Regions from separate parts of the Homo sapiens genome. Here region 1 is linked to region 2. The links are chromatin loops, found by intact Hi-C in ENCODE. Cell type or tissue: OCI-LY7. All regions are shown on one strand. Each heading gives the region's core, and the rest is flanking DNA. Links, peaks and the distances in the headings are about the cores only. Region 1 overlaps LOC105374217 (a long non-coding RNA gene). Region 2 overlaps FNDC3B (fibronectin type III domain containing 3B).

The links. A loop is a pair of places that touch in the nucleus more often than their neighbours do. Peaks named below come from ENCODE experiments on the same cell type or tissue, not always from the same donor. Only the 100,000 strongest peaks of a DNase experiment are listed, where the experiment ranks them.
Region 1: a loop joins it to region 2, with 2.6 times the contacts of the local background. A loop is called at or near these places in 2 of 110 quality-filtered maps.

Annotation. Positions count from the first base shown.
Region 1 is chr3:171,976,813-171,979,733 of GRCh38, forward strand. The region is part of intron 3 of LOC105374217 (a long non-coding RNA gene); the gene reads left to right. Among named protein-coding and RNA genes, the nearest start is that of FNDC3B, 61 kb to the right of the region's middle. In OCI-LY7, for the core only: no CTCF peak of the experiment used is centred there; a DNase peak (open chromatin) is centred at 1,299; H3K4me3 peaks cover 686 bases.
Region 2 is chr3:172,100,025-172,102,945 of GRCh38, forward strand. All of the region lies in intron 1 of FNDC3B (fibronectin type III domain containing 3B), which reads left to right. Among named protein-coding and RNA genes, the nearest start is that of FNDC3B, 62 kb to the left of the region's middle. In OCI-LY7, for the core only: no CTCF peak of the experiment used is centred there; DNase peaks (open chromatin) are centred at 677, 1,227, 2,287 and 2,727; H3K4me3 peaks cover 2,378 bases; H3K27ac peaks cover 2,500 bases.

The DNA.
Region 1 (2,921 bases), core at 132-2,631, 120 kb before region 2:
AGCCTCTAGGGACTGGGACACTCTCGTTTCTCTGAAAGGAGTCAGCCCATGTGTGGTTCAAGGATGCTTCACTCTCTTTACCCTATTTATAGAACCTTCTTATTTGAGAACTTTGTGAGGTAAGTAGTATTACCTCCCATTCACAAGCAAGGCTCAGAGAGTTTTATAACTTGCTCCCGGCTGTCAGCTACCAAAAGGGAGAAGTGAGACTAAGTGTACATTTTATGACTCCGAGTTCAGTGCTCTTTCAAACTATAGGCCTGTCTTATAGGACTGGAAATCCCTTAATTACTTCAAACCCTATGAGAAGATGCCAGTGTAATGGTTGTAATATTTTTGAAAATAATAAATTGATATGTTTACATTTATATTAACTTCCAAAGCCTAAGTCCTTCTGACTCAAATAGCAGATAGGCTGTCAGGTGGGGGTGAATACCACCCATCTGGGAAATGTTCACGGTCACTTATGATTGTCACAGGTCTGTGGAATGCTGCTGGCATTTAGTGGGTGAAGGTCAGGGACATTAAATCTCCAGCAATGCCTAGGGCAGTCCTACCCAACAAAGATTTGTCCTACCCTAACTTCAGTGCTACTCTCAGTGAGGAACACTGGTAGGACAGCATGGTAGATGGCCTCCAAGACCACGCTGATGATCCCCACCTCCTGGTATTCCACCCTGTGTAGTCTCTCCCACATTGTACTAGAGTCGTATAACCGGTGGAACATGGCAGAAGTGATGCTATGTCACTCCCAAGATTGCAGCTCCTGTCTTGGTCACTGCGTCTCTCTTGGATCACTAGTTCTGGGGGAAGCCAGGTCATGACCAGCCCTACAGAAAGGCCCAATGGTGAAGAACTGAAGCTTCCGGCCAACAGCCATGTGTATGACGTTGGAAACAAATCCTCCAGTCCCAGTCAAGTCTTCAGAGGCTGTAGCCCTGAGTGACAGCTTGACTAAAACCTCAGGAGAGACCTTGAGTCAGAACCACTCAGACAAGCTGGTCTCCGATTCCTGACCCTCAGAAACTGTGGAAGATTACAAATGTTTGTTGTCTTAAGTTACTAAGTTTTGTGGCAATTTGTTATGTAGCAATCGATAACTGAGATAAAGAAAATAGTCATGGCTAAGTTTAATGTCTGTCTATCTATCTATCTATCTATCTATCTATCTATCTATCTATCTATCTTTAATTCGTAGCAAGACTGTCTTAATAGCCAGCCACAATTGACTCAGTCCACAGAGCTCTAACATGAACCATGGCAGTAACTCAGGATATGATGTAACAGAAGTTCATGTCTACCTAGAGAGAAAGGGGAAGTACAAACTCTTTGAGGAGGAAATAAAAAGATAAGGGAAGTAGAAGAAAAGAAGCATTCAGATATTTGGGTCTTAGCTTCTGATTCCAGGGCCACTGTACTTGGTTGTGCAGTGTTTATTCAAGGAGTCAAGTGAGGGTGGGTATCCAAGCCTTGTTTCACTTACCAAGATTGGCAGCCCTTGTCCAAGGATATCTTTCTGAAAGATCTCACTTTCTAATTTTCATAAGGGAACTGTATTAGTTTCCTAAAGCTGCCATAACAAAGTACCACAAACTGGGTGGCTTAAAACAACAGAAATTTATTCTTGCACAGTTCCATAGGCTAGAAGTCTGAAATCAAGGTGTCAGCAGGAACGTGCTCCCTCTGAGACTCTAGCTGCAATCCTTCCTTGACTCTTCCTAGCCTCTAATAATGGCCATCGAGCCTTTGCATTTCTTGGCTTGCCGCTGCATCGCTCCAATTTCTGCCTGTGTTGTCACGCAATGGTCTCTCTCTGTGACTCTGCCTTAACAGGTCATCTTTCATCTTCTTATAAAGGCACCAGTCATATTGGATTAAAGGCCCAAACTATTCCAGTATGACCTCATCTTAACTAACAACATCTCCAATGATCCTATTTCCAGATAACATTACATTCTGAGATACTAAGGGTTCAATAGATAATATAGGACTTCAATATATCTTTTTAGGGAACACAATTCGACACATACCAAGACCTATACAAGTTAGCATTCTCTCTGCCCACCTTTTGGATCAAATCAAGTGTGTAGATGGAGATAATCAGATATGTTTGGAGGTTTTTCCAGAGCAGGGAGCCTTTCCTAACTTCTTCGGATAGACACTGAAATAAATTCAAGTCCTTTAGAGGAACCAGAGCTTTAGTATGGAACTGTCCAAGCTGCTTAGAAGTAGCTGAGGAACAGATGAAGGTGGAAAGAAGGTTGGAAAAGTGCCCATAAGGTCTCTCGTGTCTCCCATGTGAAGTAGAAGGGACTCATGAGTCCCCACATAGTCTTGTTAGGGATGGCTGAGTAGAGAGCCAGTGAACCTGCCATAGGGCCACCGAGGCATGGAGTTAGAATAAACTTTCCCAACTCTGTCAGCTTTTGCCGCAACTAAAGGACCTGCACTACCAGCAACAGCCTAAGGTCCTGGTGGAATCAAGAGAATGAGCATAAGTTTCACAACCATGAACGTCAGTAGCAGATATCAGCAGGGTTCCCTATAACTGAGAGGGAAAAGAGACATTATCCTGGAGACCATCAAGGGCCTATTTTAATCTGATAATCCAAGGACTAGTGACCCCTCTCCCTGCCCGACCTCCAGTACCGCGCGGATTCCATCTATAGCCAGATACAATGTTGGTGAGAAGACCTGGAAAGGGAGTGAACTCAGAAACACTGCATATTTACCCAAAATGTACAAATTAACCCAAGTGTCTGCTTTAAACTAAAGATATTGCTAAAAGAACTCTTTAACTGACAAGTTTATGTCTCCTCCTAGCTGTTCATAGAATAAAGAAATCATTTATAGAAAAATTTTTCTTTTAAAAGCCCCTTTTTTCAGACTTTCCAATTTGTAGTGGATTACATTTTTGCCCC
Region 2 (2,921 bases), core at 258-2,757:
ATTGGTGACATTAACTGAAAAATATTTTGTGTGTGTCTTTTGTGTTCATATAAGGAGAAGTACTAAAATTGAATTGGAGAACATGCCTTTTATACCAAAGCTGAAATTTAAAAAGATTTTTCTGGAAAAATTTTAAAACCCGTTAATGAATTCCTTAAATTTAGAATTTGTGTAACTTCAGCACAGAAGAGTGTCTTGCACAGAGGAGAAACTAAATAGGTATTTCTTAAATGAATGGATGTAGCTGCTTACTTTTTCTTAACAAATTGTATTAGTATAAATTAATGTCATTGTTCACAGGCAGTGTTTAGAATATAGGCAAGCACCATGCTTTCAAACACTGAAATTCACCTATTTGCGTATAAGCCATATATATACCAATTATCATTCTTATCTATTAAATAAAACAAATCTCCTTAATTCTCTGGTGTGCGACAGTTTTCTGTCGAGAGAAAATATTTTTCTAGAGAATTTTGCATTTTTATGTTTTCAAAATGTTTATCTGAATTAGTAATATGACTATATACATACTTTATATTAAAATTTTATCATAATGAGCTAATCTGAAATAGTAAATAGATATTCCCTTACACAGTATGTCTTTGCACCTGCTAATTTGTTTGTTTGTTAACTGTTGTCATTTCATGTGAAATTTCTGTTTCGGTCTCTTCTGAGCTCTAAGTAACACCTGGTATTTGCTTTATGTTCGGTCACATTAAGTGAAAAACAAAGCTGCTTATGAGAATGTCATTAAATGTAATATTTCTCAAGAAATAACTTGCCTTTAGTTAATAAAAAACAGTTCTAAACTGATTTTCAATGTATCAGACAGTGTTCTTACTGATTTCCATCCCCCCAACCATGCAGGAGTGAGAATCAGATAATTTTTTGAAAAAATATTTGAACCAATATCTACAATTGCTTATGTCAGAAATCTTTGAAATATATATTTAAGTATAAATAGGAGGAACTGTCAGTGATGTTTAATGGTACAGATTCTTTTCCTTATAATGAATGTTTCATAACATCGGTTCAGTTAAACAAAACTGAGTGTGTAAAATAAACATGATTGAATTCTATACGAGCTGATTAAACAAAAAATTTTAGTATCCTCCTGGCTGATCAGAAATGAAGGTTAAGGCATGGGGTATGTTTTGAAGACAAATTCACCTTCTGTAACACCTGTCAGATTTCAAAGTCTAGAAAAGAGGCCACAGCTGGGAAACCAAATTTAGACATTGGGGCTTATCTCAGATGAAAGGTTTCGTAGAGCATGGAGGTCTGTTGACTTTGTGTGGTATTTCGTCAGAAGTGTCCAATGCAGATTCGTTTTTAGTTAACTGAGTATAACATTTCATTGTAATGCTATTTAACCTTATGCCTTTATTTCTAGAACCCTAGAATTCTAGCACAGTGCCACCACAAAGTGGGTACACAGTAAATATCTGGTTAACACAATGGTTGATTACCTTTTTTCAAGTTCTTTTGTTTGATGTTATTTTATAAGGTACCTTTCAGCTAGGTCCTTCTTTTGGAATATTGTTATTATTAAAGGGAGAAGCCTTCAACCTGCTTTATACTTATTTTACAGTAGTTACTTAAAATTAATAGAATCTTGAAACCCTTTGTACCAAAGATATTACTCTAGCAGTCTCTTCATCAATAACTTGCTGCCCTTTGGAAATAATTTTGCTTTTGTGTTTAATCATGGCACATTTCATTAAAATCACCATGGAAGACATAACTTTAGCAATTTATAATTTGGTTTCTGCTAGTTTTTTCCCCCCTCTAATTTTAAACCATCTAGGCTAAATGGTAGTATAATGGATTTGCTTCATCTTCCTTAAGCTACTTTAAAATGTGCTCTAAAAATTATTAAGTCTGCATTTTGGTAAGGAAGCACCAAAAACTCAATTGTAGCCTTTGTGGAGGGGAACCAAGCACTCCTTAGGAGGGAGATGTACTCTCATGGGTTGTCTTTGAAAGTTACCTTTTGATACCTTTTCTGTTTTGTACCATGTGCTTGTTTTATCTAGTCTTTAAAACTCACTAACCTATATATAAATTTTAGCCAGCTCTTCTACTTGGGTTTTGTTGTCAGATTCTTAGATGTTACAATTAGCTCGCTAAGAGCATGGACTTTTCATTATCACTTTCTGAGTCTCTTTGGGAAAATTATTTCTTTAGCCTTAGTTACTATATTTGTAAATGGACAATACCAGCTACTTCATAGGATGTTTTGATGCTAGGTAAGAATTAGTGTGCAGGTGCCCCAAACAGTGCCTTTGCCCCAGCAGGCTGAAATAGCAGCTTCAAAGCTCTTCCTCCACATCTTTCCAGAAAGCAATCAGTTGTTTGGTGCTTGCAACACATTTTTTTTTTCTTCTATTCAAGGGTGTTATGCATGTCTCTTAGGTGCCCAAATTGATGCACAAATGTGAATTTGATTCGTAATAGATCTCTACAAATAGAACAATAAAATACATTTTGGATCTTATTAAAGGGCTATCTGGAAGTCATGTACTTAAGCAGCCATATCATTCATATTATACATAAAGAAACTAAGACACAGAGAGCTTACATAGGAAAACCTTGAACCACAGTCCTGAAAAGCAGTGGGACCTGTCAAAGTGCTGTGGGGTGCCAGGCAGGTGTAGTGCCCAAGGTCTGGGCAAGGGCTGGGTAAAGCGTGAGCTTCTGGCGCTGGGGAGGAGGAGCATGTGTTCTGACTTCCTGTCTCTTTCCACCTCCCCGTGCAGATTAGAATTAGACTTCCTCAAGGGGCTTTAGAAGTGATGTTTTTCACTATCTGACTACAGTTCTGTAGACTTTTCTCTCACTGTCTTACAGAAACACATAACATTTCAAATTTCACTGAAAATCTATATTTTCAGTTATTCCCATGTTTGGATGCTGTGACC